Regions from separate parts of the Homo sapiens genome. Here region 2 is linked to region 1. The links are chromatin loops, found by intact Hi-C in ENCODE. Cell type or tissue: chondrocyte. All regions are shown on one strand.

The links. Hi-C counts contacts between places; a loop is a spot of excess contacts. Peaks named below come from ENCODE experiments on the same cell type or tissue, not always from the same donor. Only the 100,000 strongest peaks of a DNase experiment are listed, where the experiment ranks them.
Region 2: a loop joins it to region 1, with 1.9 times the contacts of the local background. A loop is called at or near these places in 1 of 110 quality-filtered maps.

The regions. Positions count from the first base shown.
Region 1 is chr18:79,563,211-79,571,210 of GRCh38, reverse strand. No RefSeq gene overlaps it. Among named protein-coding and RNA genes, the nearest start is that of CTDP1-DT, 110 kb to the left of the region's middle. RefSeq lists enhancers at 1-380, 381-937, 1-995. In chondrocyte, no CTCF peak of the experiment used is centred here; DNase peaks (open chromatin) are centred at 440, 2,460, 3,250, 3,590 and 1 weaker place.
Region 2 is chr18:79,452,904-79,460,903 of GRCh38, reverse strand. The region is part of intron 6 of NFATC1 (nuclear factor of activated T cells 1); the gene reads right to left. LOC101927897 (a long non-coding RNA gene) reads left to right here. Exons shown (of 3, transcript XR_001753515.2): 3 at 1-3,377. Among named protein-coding and RNA genes, the nearest start is that of NFATC1, 61 kb to the right of the region's middle. RefSeq lists an enhancer at 148-507. In chondrocyte, no CTCF peak of the experiment used is centred here; no DNase peak of the experiment used is centred here.

The DNA.
Region 1 (8,000 bases):
GCCTCTGGGTTTCCCTGAGGGGGCCGGGAAGAATTGGAAGGTGTTGGGTCTGAATTCAGTCAGAGCTGGAAACCAAAAGAGAAGCAAAAAGTGATAAAAGAAGAAGAAAGACAGGTGCCCGCTAGGGTGAAGTCAGTGGGGAGGGCCGGGCTGACTCATGAAGAATTCAGGGAGGGCTCTGGTTGAGTCATGATTGGGGCCCTCAAAATTCTGTGTTCAGTTTTGTTGAAACCACTCCTAATGATCATCTTGAGAGAAATGAAAAAGTCAAGAATTGGGCTGATGGCCAGATGGTGTTTCTGAAATAAAGATCACATCTCTCAAGTGTCAAACTACACCGCCAGACGACAAACCGTGGGATGACTAATTCCTGTCTCTCTTCCAGGGCCCCTGCCGTGGCTACAAGCGCATGCCAGCGGGATGCCCTCGCCCCGACCCCGTGTGAGCTCCGCAGCTGCTTGCCCTGGATGAGGGGGTCTTCCCGTCGCCCTCTGTGGTGGTTGGATGTTTGGTGGATGTCTACTAAGGCCTCTAAGAAGTCGGCTCTCAAGCAGGAGAGGAAAGCGTCCCCATCCTCACCCACCCTGCTTGCTGGAGGGATATGGAAAATGAAACCCTACCTATCCACGTTCGTCCCTCTTAATTCTGTGACCATGATAGCTTGAGTTGCCACCCTGCATACATAAGTACTGAAAGGCGAGACGGTAAACTCAACTGTGGCTCCCAGAAGCTGTTATAAACGATGAACGCTGAGCCTCTTGCTAGTGTAAACATCTTTGAGAAACAGCTCTGAGGGGTGTGTGTAGCGAAGGTCTGGGGCAACCTCGGCCCCGCCTTCAGTTTCACTCATTTCTGTGGGCTTCCATCAGCCTATCTTCTGCAGGCCTGGCTTTTTCTCATATAGTTCAGTCCAATTTGCTTCATCTTGATAACTCACCCCAGTCACCACCACTGGAGAGATTTTTCAGACACTCCACAAAAAAATAAAAATAAAAAAAAAGCACCAGTTCCATAGATCACTCACCGGGACTATAAAGGTGAGAGTGCTGTCCCACTGTACTCAGATGGTGAAGGTGAGAGCACTGTCACACTGTACTGAGACGGTGAAGGTGAGGGTATGTCCTGCTGTACTGAGACGGTGAAGGTGAGGGCATGTCCTGCTGTGCTGAGACGGTGAAGGTGAGGGCATGTTCTGCTGTACTGAGACGGTGAAGGTGAGGGCGTGTTTGGCTGTACTGAGACGGTGAAGGTGAGGGCGTGGACCGCTATACTGAGACAGTGAAGGTGAGAGTGTGTCCTGCTGTACTGAGACGGTGAAGGTGAGGGCGTGTCCTGCTGCACTCAGACGGTGAAGGTGATGGCGTGTCCCGCTGCGCTGAGACGGTGAAGGTGAGAGTGTGTCCTGCTGTACTGAGACGGTAAAGGTGAGGGCGTGTCTTGCTGTACCCAGATGGTGAAGGTGAGAGCGTGTCCTGTTGTACTGAGACAGTGAAGGTGAGAGCATGTACTACTGGACTCAGACACCATGTTATCTAAATCTGCTGAGCACCGTAGCGAAACCTCACCTCAGCTGTTGATGTATTTCCCTTCTGGCTTCAGAAAGAACGGTGTTCTTCCAATGTGTTTTTAAAACATGGAACACAATATTCTTCACCCTCAGCAGGATTTAGAAAGAATTATCTAGTTACCCAAAGATCAGAATAAGCAGGTTCTGTAGGAACAAGTGCTTCTTTTTCCAGGATCCTGGGGTGGAAAATTCATGCGTGTTTCCCACTTGATGTTCTGATGCCCATGTGGTCAAAGTGTACTTGAGGACGCCAGGTGAGGTTTATGGCAAATCTGAGGAAGAGACCGTGGCCAGGTAGTGTGGCGCATACCCCAGCTTAGTGACCTGAGGAGGTCGTGAGTGCTCCCGCCAGGAGCCTCTGGTTTCTAAAAGGAGCTCCTGAGTTTCTGTTTGTCTGTCCTGCACCACCTTTTTGCATTGATTAACTTTGCTGTTGGTCTGGATCTCCATCTGTTAATTATTGAAGAGGCACTTATTGGTTTTTTTCTGACACCCAATTCGATTTTCCACATTTAGGACACTTCGCAGTTCCATGCTGAGAAAAAAAATGTTAGCATAAGGAGCAGCTTTAAGGTCCAAATCTCAGCTGATGGCGCTCAGCGTTGCACGTGATTTCCAATCTTATCAGGAGCCTGGCAGGAGCATGGCTGCAGCTGCTGCCAGGTCCTTGAGCAATGTTTAGGTGCCACAGGTAACAGCCACGCAGGTGGAGCAGAAAACAAAGCCGTGGACAGGGTTGCTTTCCAAGATGCATGGAATGCAAGAATGTTCTGGGACCTGTGTAAGAAATCTTTGCTTGCCCTAAGCTCACGGGAAGAGTGGTGAGCCAGTGAGGGCACACAGGTCGGACCACCTGCAGAGAAAGAATCACCAATAACCAGCGCTTCCAAGGTGGCTGCGTCCACTGAGGCTTCTGTCCACAATGGGCTGTTTGCCCTGCACCCCCTCTGACACTGGCCCCGTCAGTCCTCTGGGCTTCAAGCCTTCTGTGGGGGGATGATGGCATCTCGTGGTTGTCCTCCTGATGAATGGTGACACTGAGCACCTTTCCAATGTGGACTGACCATTTGGATATCCTCATCTGTGAAACTCCTGTGCCAGTATTCTGCCCATTAAAAAAATAGAGCTGTTAGCATGTTTCTTATGGATATGTAAGTGTTCTTTATATATATTCTGGTTATTTGTTGGCTGCATGGACCACCAATCTCTGAGTCTGACTTGCCTCTTCTTTTTGGAATGATGTCTTTCGATGAACAAAAGTTTATCATTTTAACGAAGTCAAATGAGATTAACCTTTTCCTGTATGGCTTGGATTTTCTGTGTCCTATTTGACTGCCCTGAGCAAGCTTTGCCTGCCCTGAGCTCGTGGAGATGTCCTGTTCTTTCTCTTTATTCTTTTATGCTTCACTTTAGGGCCAGAATCCACCCAGGCCACACTTCTTCTTCCCTGTCTCTTCCCTTAGACAAATGGAGGAGACGGACAGCGGAGAAGTGGAGGGAGCTGGGGGGAAACTCAGAGCCCAGAAGCCGGAGCTCAGGGAAACCACGTCTTCTGTGTTGACTTCGCCATCTCAGGGGGAAAGGAAGATTCACACAGACTTGCCCGCTCCCCTTGGCTGACTTTAGGTCAGGAAATAGCATGTTCACTTCGGTATGTGGGTGACATCATCAGCATGGCCACTGAAACAGGAGGTGAGGCTGCAGACGGGCTGGGATCCGCCTTGGCGAGCAGAGGCCTGCGCCTCCCTCCTCCACGTCCCCAACACCCCAGATCCGTGACATCCGACACCGAGCAGCTCACATCGCAAAGGAAACACAGCCAGCCCTGCCGAGAGCTGCCTTTCAAAGTAGAAAAAAATCCCCGGAGCAAATGTGTGCACAGGCCCTGCATTTAGAAAGAGGCGGCTTAGCCAGACATAGCTGGAACAAACATATAAAAAACATCTGTGCCAGGAAGCCACTCGCCAGCCCCGCAGACTGGGGGCCCCCACGGTGCCCTTGAGGGGCAGCAATGGCCCCGCCGCGTGGAGCCCCCCGCAGCAGCACCACCAGCCGCCAGCAACAGCTTTGGGCTTTCCTGCTCCTCACTGAAAATGGGCCACAGGCTCCGGGACAGACCACCTGCAGCCAGCACCCCCTGACCAGGGGCGGCACCAGCGAGACCCAGACAGACGGACCAGCAATGCCTTTCCACTTCTTCTCATCCTAATGTCAGTTTTCTTTCTGGTCCTAAAAGTAACGTGATCCATTGGAGACAAGTTGGAAAATGCAATGCAAATATATAAAGAATATGCTACCAGTCACCCACAACTCCAGGCCTAAGACGTGGCTGCATTTTGGTGTGTTGTAATCCTGTCTCACACCTTAGTCTCGTCACAACAAAGGAAGCGTTTCAGGGACACAAAAGCCTTTACAGAATGAGGGCAGATCCCACAGCCTGAGGCCAGAGGGACGAGGATGAGGCCGGGCTTGGCGCCGGCCAGGGGTGGGTGCCCGGGCACCGAGGCGAGTCACTGACACCGTGCAGTTCGGTGGGGCCTGGGGAAAGGTACAGCAGGAGGATTGTGGGGTGGGGACAGAAGAAGAGAGTCCTCTGGGATGGGGTGATGGGGACACAGTGGGTTTCACGACCCGTGCGAGAGAGGCCGGGAAGAGGCGGAAATGAGGACGGGCCCTCGGGTCAGTGCTGCCGCAGCCTCCTCAGAGAAGCAGCTTCCAGGCTGCAACGACTTAGACCTGTTTGTGAAACAGCTGGTTGTGAAATCAATTTAATGAGTCCTAACGAGCATTTTCAAAAAGGAGCAGAGCAGCATGGAAGCACCTATTTCTATGACCATAATGGAAGTCGTGATTTCTATCAGGGAATCACTCATCAGAGGGAGTGCTGTTTCACAAACTCTTATTTCACTTCTGCGTGTACGTGCTGGTTGTGATGTACAATGTGCCTCTTATTGTGGGTCTCAGTTTAAAAAAAGTTGCAAAGCCCTGGCTTAGAAGAAGAAAGAATTCAGAGGCCACATGTGACGACAGTTTAAGCTTCTGTAGATGAGAAAGGGACGGGGCACTCTTGGAAGCAAGGATAGTCCAGGCGGTGGGGCACGCGGATGCGAGGCTGACGGATCTCACACAAACGCACAGGGCACGCTGAGTTAGTCCCCTCGGAGCTCCTCTGATGTAGCCACGGTCCCTCCAGAACCTGCTGCGGCTAAGCCCCATCCGTCTCTGCGGTGGTCCCTCGCTACGTCCCACTTTCTCTTGTTCCTCCTCCTTTCCCCAAGTGACTTCTCCGGAAATGACTCTTAGAACAAGCCCAGAAATGAGCTCCAGTAAAGACCCAAAGGAACAAGAAGGCAGGCGTGCACACGACCCGGGACCCTCACCTCAAAGGAACAGGAAGGCAGGCGTGCACACGACTTGTGACCCTTCACGCGGCCCCCCGCCGTGTCAGCTTCAGTCGCACACCTGTGTCACAGCATGTTCACAGCAAAAACAAGGCATTTTACCTTTTCATAATATGGTCAGAAGTGGAGACTCTTTCCTTTCTCCTTTCAAGACGCTGAGCCACCCAAATTCCTTTTATATCCGTGATTAATAAAGGCATTGGCCAGGCGCAGTGGCTCACGCCTGTAATCCCAGCACTTTGGGAGGCCCAGGCGGGTGGATCACCTCAGGTCAAGAGTTCGAGACCAGGCTGGCCAACATGGCGAAACCCTGTATCTACTAAAATAAAAATAAAAAAATAAAAAAATTAGCCGGGCGTGGTGGCAGGCACCTGTAGTCCCAGCTACTTGGGAGACTGAAGCTGGAGAATTGCTTGAACCTGGGAGGGGGAGGTTGCAGTGAACCGAGATTGCACCACTGCACTCCGGCCTGGGCAACGGAGCAAGACCATCTCAAAACAAATAAATAAATAAATAAATAATGGCATCTCCCTGTCTACTTTTACATTTGTATTTTTGTACACCCCCACCCCGCCCCCCACCACACACACAAATCAGCATGGGTTGTTGTAGGGATTTACTTTAGGAAGGAAGATATGGGTAAATTGGAACCAAGAACACTTGTTTCCAGAAGACGACTTCTGGACCAGAGCAGTGGCCAAGGAATGAAAACATAATTGCATCATGTCCTCCAAGCTTCCTCGGAGGCTGGAAGGAGTCAGACCAGAAGTGCAACCACCGTGAATTGGGACATGTTGTGTATTCATACATGTACAAATTTTTGAATGTGAAGTTGCTTGCAACTAAACTTTTTTCCTAAGTGTACTGTACGTAGTTTTGATGAAGATAACATATATTTGCACAAAAATTTTCAGACACATTAAATTACTAATTGTTTTTGTAAGTCTCTCTGGAAGCAGTGCATGGATTGCATCCTGGTGCAGACTGCTGGGGATTCATTGTTTTTACTTAAAGACCTTCCTCCTGCACTTGCTGTTCCCTTGCCTGGAGTGCTCTATTTTCATTTTCTTTCTTTTGAATTTTATGTTTTTTTTTTTTTATTTTTTGCAAGCTCCCTGTAGCTAGACAAAGTCTGGCATGGAGTAAGCATTGAAGGTGTAACCCATGATGAGGGGTTTGGATTTATTTATGGAACTGGCTCACATTTTTAAAAATATGATAACCAATGAGTTGAAGATTACATTGTTGGTGTTGGCAGAAGAAAGTATGTATGCCAACAATGTGGGCACACTGTTAGTGTGGTAATTCAATGCCTAAGAATCTAATATGGAGTAATCCAAATATGAACAAGTGTGTACATATATTTACTGATGTATTGTTTTAGTAGCATAATTTGGAAAAAGCTAAAATATCCAACAATAGCAAAGCAATTAAATAAATTTAAGAACTCAATAGAATATAATTGTATCAGTCCGAGTTCTCCACACAAATAGAACCAGCAGGATATATGCAAATATAAACACACACATATGCAAATGTAAACACACACGCAAATATAAACACACACATATGCAAATATAAACACACACACCCAAATATAAACACATACACATACTCAAATGTAAACACACACACGCAAATAGAAACACACATGCAAATGTAAACACATACACATATGCAAATGTAAACACATACACAAATATAAACACACATGCAAATATAAACACGCAAATATAAACTCATACACATACACAAATATAAACATGTACACACATACGCAAATATGAACACACGCAAATGTAAACACATACACATATGCAAACGTAAACACATAGACACACAAATATAAACACACACACAGGCAAATATAAACATACACGCAACTATAAACACATGCAAATATAAGCACATACACATACGCAAATGTAAACACATACACATATGCAAATATAAACACTCAAATATAAACACTCAAGTATAAACACACATACGCAAATATAAAACACATGCAAATGTAAACACATATGCAAATCTAAACACACATATGCAAATATAAACACACACGCAAATATAAACACATACACACAAATATAAACACATACGCAAATGTAAACATACACACAAATATGCAAATATAAACACATACACAAATATAAACACATGCAAATATAAACTCATACACATACACAAATATAAACATACACATGCAAATATAACACGCAAATATAAACACATACATATGCAAATATAAACACACACACAAATATAAACACACGCAAATATAAACACATATGCAAATATAAACACACACGCAAATGTAAACACACACAAATATAAACACACATACGCAAATATAAACACGCACACATACACAAATATAAACATATACACATACACAAATATAAACACACACACATACACAAACATGAGAGAGAGGGAGAGAAACCTATTCTAGGGAATTGGACCGTGCAACTCTGGGGACTGGAAACTAAAACAAAATCCACAGGGCAGGCCAGTGGGCTGAACAGTTGGACTAGATTTCTGTGGTGTAGTCTTGAGGCAGAATTCCCTCTTCGTCAGTAAATCTGTCTTTACTCTTAAAGGATTCAACTGATTGAATAAGAGTAATCCACATTGCAGAGGGTAATTTGCTTTACTTAAAGTCAACTGACGGCGAATTTTAATAACGTATTTTAAAACTTTCACATCTAGATCAGTATTTGACCAAGCAACTGAACACCACAGTTCAGCCAAATTGACAAATACAACTGACCATCACAATAATGTTGCCATTTAAAGAAATGGTTAAGGGGGTTATGTAATCATGTGAGAGGAAAATGCTTAGATATTTAGAAAAAAAGCAGAACACAAAACTCCAGTGGATCTTGGTTATGGCAAGGTTAAAAATGTGTAAGACAAAAGGCAGAAATAAGAACACCAAATGCTGATTATGAGGTAGAGTGGTGAGATTAGGTGTGATATTTTCCTCACATGCCTAGAAGTTTTATAATGTTGCTATAATTTTTATCATG
Region 2 (8,000 bases), 110 kb after region 1:
GAGCAGGTACCCCATCAGCAGAGCGTGTGCAGGGCGTCTGTGCGTGGACCTGGGACCCGGCTCTGCAGTTCCCAGCCCAGCCTCCCAGGGATGCAGGAGGTGTGAGAGTAGTGACGGGGGGCCGGGGGCTCCACGCCAGGGTGCGACGCCTGCTCGTGCTGGGGTCTACTCTGGTGGATGAGGGCCTGGCCGCTGGCCCTGCCTGTGTGCAAAGGAACCACTGGGTAAATGAGAAGAGCCTTCCTCTGACAACTTCTTGCCCATCAGGAGACAGAAATGCAAAACACGAGGTATTTTTGGCATTTCCCCAGTGGCCATTTGCATGTTTTTAAAAAATAAAAAGGCTCCCAGAGGTGTAGTGAAAGGACGCGTTGTGCTCTCTGCTCCAGGCCTGGCAGAGTGGGGGCTCCAGGCGCACACGGACAAGGCGGCCCCACCACAGCCTGGGTGTGTGCACGGCCTGGCCCCTCAGATGGGCTGAGTTTGGGGCAATTATCTCAAATTAACAGATGTCAATCTCCTACAGAGTCTCTTCCTGCCTTTTATCTTCTCCAAAATAAAGTCTGTTCCCAAAATGAACAGTTACAGGTATACACACTTAAGTTTATCCTTATGCTCTGTCTCCAAAGAAGAAAATGTGTGTCTGTTACAAACCCTCAATTACTGATAAATCAGACAAAATCTCCTTTTTCTCTGTTACAGTGCCGGGCTGCTGCCTGGGTGGAGGGTGGAGAGGAAATGTGAGTCACACAGGACCCCAGAGCCGCCCAGCCAAGCCCTGGCCATGCCAGCCCGGGAGGCCCGAGGTCCCCACGCAAATTACCCACCAGATGAACCCACTCGATAGAGCCTGGCATCCCTCTCTCCTCTAGGAAAAAAATTACAGGAAACTAAAAAGTACACTCAGTTGCGCTTGAAGCCATCTGAGTTTCATGAAGCAGCAAGTCCTCCAGGCCCTGGAAAGCTCAGGAGCTGGGAAGAAAGAGGCGTTTTCACTCCAGCACAGGTGCTGATGCCACAGGATTCCCAGAAGCCCCCAGCCCAGATGCACCACTCAGAAGCCCCTCCACCCCCACTTCATAAAAATCCAAATCACTCTGTGTGTAACTAAGTCTTCTGGTTGTTTGGCACCTTTTGAAAATGACTTTTGAACTTTTCTTATGACAAAGTCCATCTTTGGGGTGAGGCCCCGTCCACACCCCACAAAAGGCTGTGGTCCTCTGAAGCTCCCGGGCGCAACAGGCTATAGTTTGCTTCCCGCCCAGCCCAGGAAGCTCAGAGTCACAACTTCAGCTTCCCTAGGAACTTCCCTGACGCTGTGGAGGCCTTTGGCACTGGCAAGGGGAGGGAGGTTCAGTGACTGTGCTGAGCAGGAGGGACACTGAGGCGCACACGGGGCCAGGATGTCGCGTTTAATGACACCCCGAGGGGACGCCATTTTTGCAGCCGAGGCCAACACAGCCTGCTCCTCTCTTTATGTCCCGAGAAGCAAGAGGGACTCCAGCCGTCTCCCCCGCGGCCTCCTCCAGGTGGCTGCCCCGCAGCGGTGAGTCCATGAAAAGCAAATGGAACGACGGCATGGAGGCGTCTTTTCCCACCCGTGCCTCGTGGGCCTGTGGGGAACCATCCTTGCCGGAGCGGCCCCAAGGGGAGCCACGTCTGCGTGGCCAGCCAGGCCCAGCTCAGCAGCTGCCATGGAGCAGCCTCCACCGCACACCTGGGAGCACCCGCACCCTGCAATTCCTGCGCAGGTGGGAGCAGATACGCTTAGACTTCCCCTAAAAGTGCGGGGAACCGACAAACATCCCTGCCTTCCTCAAAGACCCCGGCTGAGCCAGCGCCTGTGGCCTTCCCTCTTGGAGGTGGGGCCTCTCCCCGTGGTGTCCGACGTCTGTGGCCGTTTCAGGTCGACCAGGGTGAGGGTGAGGGCAGGCTTTCTGTTTCTGCTTAAGGATCATAAAGTAATTGTCTTTCAAAAGCAATAGTATTCACGGCCAGAAATGTCTATCTAGCAATTGCTTCCAGAACAAGACAAAGCGCCGAGACTGCTGAAAGATGGAAATAACCTCGCATCTCAGGAAAGGAGACGCAGGGCCGCGTCCCGCCGGCAAGAGCATCGCCATGGCGGCTCCCAGCTCCGTGGAGGCCCGGACGGGCAGCGCCGGCCCCCGTGCTGTTCAAAACTCAGCCCCTGGCAGGAAGGAAGGCAGCCGGTCCTGAAAGGGCCTTTGTGTTCAGCCTTATCAGAGCTCCGAGTCCTTAGTAGGAAACTGCCCGAGTGCAGGAGTAAAAATATTCCAGATCATTAGGGAATTCCCTGCAGTCTGAGTCATCGGGAGGCTTCCCTGCCACACCCGCGAGGTTTCCACACAGGCAGGCCTGCGGGCCCAGGAGCCTCCCAGACCGGCCAGGACCCGCCGCCCGGAGCCGGGCCACCCCCACGCCGGTGCTGATGCTGAGCCACTGTTTCCACAAAGAAAGCCACGAGGGCCGCTGGTGGAAGCAGCAGCGTCCCTGGGTCCCACGGTGCCCTCGAGCCCTGCTCCCCACGGCGTCTCCTGCCCTGCTCCCCAAAGCATCCTCGTGCCCTGCTCCCCGCGGCGTCCTCGTGCCGTGCACCCCACAGCATCCTCATGCCCAGAAGCGAGCGTCCCTGGGGCGTCTCATCCATCCCCGGCTCTCCCCCAGGAGTCTGTCCCAGCCTGGCTCCCAGAGGAGATTCTGGAGGGGAAACAGCCACCCAGCCCTGCTGCACATCTGCCTGCAGGGCCTCACACGGAGCCACCCTGTGACCCACAGCCCTTTCACACCGAGGCATGTGCTCAGGAGACAGGCAGGCGTCCACACAGGACTCACGCACTGAGGTTCATGGCGGCTTTTCCACGATCATCTCCACAGGGTGGACGTGGCCTAGTGCCATCGACAGACAGGTGTGGGCAGCCACACGGTGGGCTTCCCTCAGCCACAGAAAGACCCCACGTCCCGACCTGTGCCAACGAGGGGACCTGAGGACCCTACGCCCTGACCCACACCAACGAGGGAACATGGAGGATGCCACGCTCCACAGAAGCTGCCAGGCACCACAGCCGGCAGGATGGGGTTCCCCAGCAGGCCAGCAGGGAGCAGCCAGACCAGGCGAGGCCACGGCGAGGGGGCATTGGGGTTGTCGGAGCCGGGGTGGGGGAAGGGAGAGCAGGGGTGGCCACTCATGGGCAAGGGTTTCTTTCTGGGGACAAGAAAATGTTCTGAAATTGGTGGTGGCCGCATAATTATGTGAAGCCACCAAAACCCACCGAATTATACACTTTGAGTGAATTAAATGGTGTATAGATCATATTTCGATAAAGCTGATATAAAAAAGAAACTAGCCAACATGACCATGGGTGACTTTGTCGTGTATGATCCCAAAAGGCCTGAGAAGGGAGAGGAGGGAGGGGAGCCAGAAGCCCGGCCCCTCCTCCTGCAGTGGGGACTGACGTGACGCGTGGCCTCCCCACACCAGCGGGGCCCAGGCAGGGGGAGTCTGAGAGTCGCCCCTAGCGCTATCCAGAATGCGGCTTGATGAGAACTGTGGGGTCATCACTCAATTCTAGGGGTCCTGGACCATCTGGGCCACTGAGCCATCCTCAGGGCATGAGGAAGACACGGGCAGGTGTCTCTTCCCCGGGCGCTGCCCTCCTTGCCTTCCCTGTGTGGTCTCTGGGAGCAAACAGAGAAGCCTGGGGGTTCAGCCCGGCCACCTGTCCTGCTCCCAAAGACGCCATGTGGTGACAAAGCAGCCCCAACTCTCCTCTCTCGGAGCACACGGCGACAGTGATGTCTGTCCACACTCACAGGCGCCCAGCAATGTCACCTTCTCCCTGAAAACACAAATCTGAAAGATCTGCATTTGGCCTTTAAACTGTTGGGATGGACACCTCTGAAGGTGTTGTCATTGCGATGCTGCCTTCGGGGCCAGCATCCAACATCTTCAGGAGGTGACAGCTGAGCTGCTCCACACAGGGAGGCTGCCCGTGCCGCGGACGCTGGAGCTGGGAATTCCCAGCTGTGTCCTCCTTGCTCACCCAGCCCCGTCAGAGGGCACACCACGGAGATGCCACAGAGGCAGCCATCCCCCGGGTCCATCTCCCTCGGCCTACATCCCGCACGACTAAAACAGAACACAGACCCCACCACCCACCTGGACTCCACCTTCCTCCTCGGCCCGCTCCTCTGCCCCAGGCCGAGACCTTCCACAAGGGACAGAGGAGGGACAGCAAGGGCCGAAAGGGGCAGTGCCACTAGTCTGCCTTACAGGGGCCCTGACCCTCACCTCCTCCCCGCCCGCGAGAAAGAACCAGACCCTAGGAAAACAAGGAGCAGGGGCAGCTGGAGGAGGAGAGGGGCAGGGTGGCCAGCGGGCACTGATGCCTCACTGGGGAAATCGGGGCCTGCAGGGGCCTCGGGGCTTCCGCGACACCCTGGGGTGGGTGAACCTCCCCCTGGCCTTGAAGGAACCTGAAGGTGAGCCCGGAGGGAGTGGCTTCAGGCCTGGGGACTCCTCTGACCCGGCTCTCTGGGCGGACAGGAGGGTCCTTGCCTGGCGCTTCCTGCACCTGGATGACATGGCCTCTGCCTGGGGACATGCACCCCACACTCGCCGCGGTGAATGTGTGTGTCCCGGCATAGGACCAGCAGCTGCCAAGGCCACGGTGGTTCCGTGACAGCCCAAAGCCACGGTGGTTCCGTGACAGTTCCGTGTCCTTGCAAGTGTCCTGCCAGCTGCCAGCTAAGCTCTGTGGCTGCTGGGTGGAGCCTCCCAAAACAACGGCCAGGTGCCTGTCAGAGCTTGTGGAAGTCCTGGGAACCACACCGGTCACGGTCCCATGGCAGGGCAGCCTTGGAAAGGCCCGGGCCTTTGGTCCCTTTATTTGAAAAATAACAACATACATTTGGCCCAGATTTGGAGTCCTGGCCCTCCCAGTGAGGTGGGAGGCAGGCCCTCCGCCTGCTGCTGTGTGGAGAAATCTGGAAACCTAGCCTGCGTCTCCTGCAGTGTGGCTAGTGCCTGCCCACAGGCCTGTCTTCTCCACGTGGTAACATCCAGGGCCAGAGGATGGGGCGGCCGTGGGATGGGGCGGCCGTGGGATGGGGCGGCCGTGGGATGGGGCGGCCGTGAGATGGGGGGCGAGCTGGGGTCCCACCATGTTGGGTTTGGGGCGAACCTGGCTGTCTGGGGTTTCTCAGGGGAGGGCTCTGGATGTGCTGGGCTGGGGGCCTCCGGGAGGGGCTCTGTCTACTCGCTCCCACCGTGCAGGCCACCCGGCCTCCCACATTTCTGTGTGTCTCCCTGCGAACCAGGGCAGGGCCCCTGGGGTGGTGGCTGGCACGGCACTGGGTCCAGGCCTGGGCCTAGGAGCCCTGGCACAGCCCGTCTCTGCTTCCCGGGAGCCCCGGCCGCCTGTGAGATGCCAGGCTGCCTCCCCAGAGGGGCCCCGGGAGGCCACGTAGAGGGGCCCTGATTACCTGGAGAAGGAGACGCCGGCCGTCCAGGCCCCAGCTGGCCTGCCAGTCACGGCGGCCACAGAAACGACCACTGACGAGACCCGTGCAGCCCCACCCGCTGAGCCCTGCCCGCTGCGCGATCGCTGGCAAACGGAGTGGGAGTCTTCACCCCCGGCGTCGTAGTGTGGCTTCCGCGCAGCGACACCAAAACAGGCTTCGCTGATGTTTTTAAAAAACGGCACCAGAACAGACGCGTGACTTAAGAAAAGGAGGTTGTTCAGCTCCAGCATCGAGAACTGGCTCATGTTTGATGCATCCACATCTCAGAACCTTGCGCCTTCTGTCTCATCTCAGCCAGGCTCTAGACACAGCCCGAGCTCACGTTTCACGCGGGCGTTCTTCGGGCGTTTCGTTTATGTTGAACGTTAGTGTGTCCCTCAGCAGCTTCAACGTTCACGCGTGTACAGAGAGGTGCCTCACATCGGAACACAGACACAGTGATCTTTAACAGGCGGGAGGGGTGCAGGTGTGAAGGTGGGGAGGGGTGTGGGTGGGAGAGGGGTGTGGTTCCCACTTCCTGCAGCTGAACCCCTGCAGCCTTGGAAACTGGGGGTTCTTGTGATGCTACCAGGGGCTTCTAAACCAACACCCGGCCCTCGGCTCCCCACAGCCAACCTGCCTCCTGGAAGAACATTCCTCACAGATTTTCATCATCGGAAAATGTCGTTTTCCGAGGAAGCTGTAAACTAAGTCCTCAGAGAAAGGCTGACTCCGCTCCCGGCCTTTTGCGCCGCCCTGAGACACCTGGGAGGAAGCTCCGTGGAGCGCAGGCTGAGACTCAAACACCCACCCTCCTCCTGCCCTGCTGGAGCATCCCAGAGGGACCCGGCACCCAGGCTACGGCGAGCCATGCCCTTGCCCGGCCGGCTCCCCGCAATGCAGCCCTGCTGCGGGGACTCCCTTCCTCATGAGGCCAACACCAGCTTCTCCCAGCCTTCCAGGGCAGTGGAGCCGCTCCATCTAAAACTTCCCAAAGCTCAGAGATGCTGTGAACCCATAGCAGCTGAAGGTGGCCTGGCTGATACGCAGAGGCTGAGCTGGCCTGGACAATGAGCTTCCTACGTACTCCAGAGAAGGACAGGGTGGAGCCGACCCTGGCCTGTGTCCAGAGCCAACATTCCCAACAGCTACAACCATCTGCACCCTCGGAATGAGCAGGACAGTCGAGAGACGCAGGGGCCCTTCCTGGAGAAGCCACTTCAACTGCCCTACTGACGGATTTCCTCAGCAGGAACCTCCCCTCCTGAGCTCACACCCGGCCCTGGTTCCATCTGCAAGAGCAGTCTAAAACAGAACTTTAAACAGACCAGACGATCCCATCAGAAAACGAGAGGGCAACTGTGTTTTTAATTTAAATTCAGTTTAGTGGTTTCTCTCGTTGCCAGGATGAGGATGTGGGGCTTTCTGCTGCACCAACCTGTCACTGCACATCAGCACGTGTTGTAAGCAACGGCTCCCGCCTGAGAAGCCGGAAGTGGAGGAAGAAAATTATGTGGACATTTGTTCTCCACTTTTGAAAACATGGAATGTGCTTGTGTGTGTATGAATATGCAAATTATCTTATTCAACTATAAAGAATAAAATTATCAACGTGGTCTGGCTTCATCCCTGCAGTATTCACAGCTTCACGTGCTCTCGAGCACAGCACCTATTCATTTATGGCTCACCTGCTGTATACCAGACGCCGGCTGGTGCTGGCAGAGGGTCAGAGACCCACCCTGACCTCATGGGACAAGAGGAGGACATGGGCAGACAAACTGGCATTGCCCAGAAGTGTGGCTGTGGCAGCCGAGCTTAAGGGCAGAACAGGTACCCCTCCGGCCTGCTGACCCCACAGCTCACAGTGATGATGAAGGCAGGAGGGGCTGCCTGTAGGGGCGGCCGCATGAGGCCAGGGCTGGTCCTGCATCCCCTTGGCTCCTGGCCCTCGCAGGCTGGTGGCTGCCCTTACCCATGGCGCCGTGGCACCAACTCAGCACAGTAACTTGGCTAGGGCAGGAGCTGGGGCACCTCTGCGGACTGCATTCGGGGGGAGGCTCTGCCAAGGTGCCCAGGCCTCTCTGGGCAGAAGAAAAAGCAAGGAGGCTGCTCAGGTCTGGGCTTTGAAAAGCAGAAGCTGGGAGCCACGGTTCTGGCCAGTCTTGGCCCAAGCGAGGCCCTACACTGTGGGCGAAGTGTTTCTCCGCCAACGCGTGGACACACACCGAAAGCTCTGAAGGGAAAATTATTTCAAAATTAGCCTCCTCCCGAGAAGGCACGGGCAATGCAAATGCCTTCCCGGTCACTGCCCTTAGTTGGTTTTCTCTGTAATTTAAAACATGTTTTCCAATTAAGCCCTGATTCTATAGGAAGCCAAGTTAGAGTCAAAGACCTCTAAAGCCGATTTTGATTGAAGCACTTAAGTTTCCGGCAAACTGTACAAATCAAGACCCCATTATCAAGGCTGAATGCCTCCG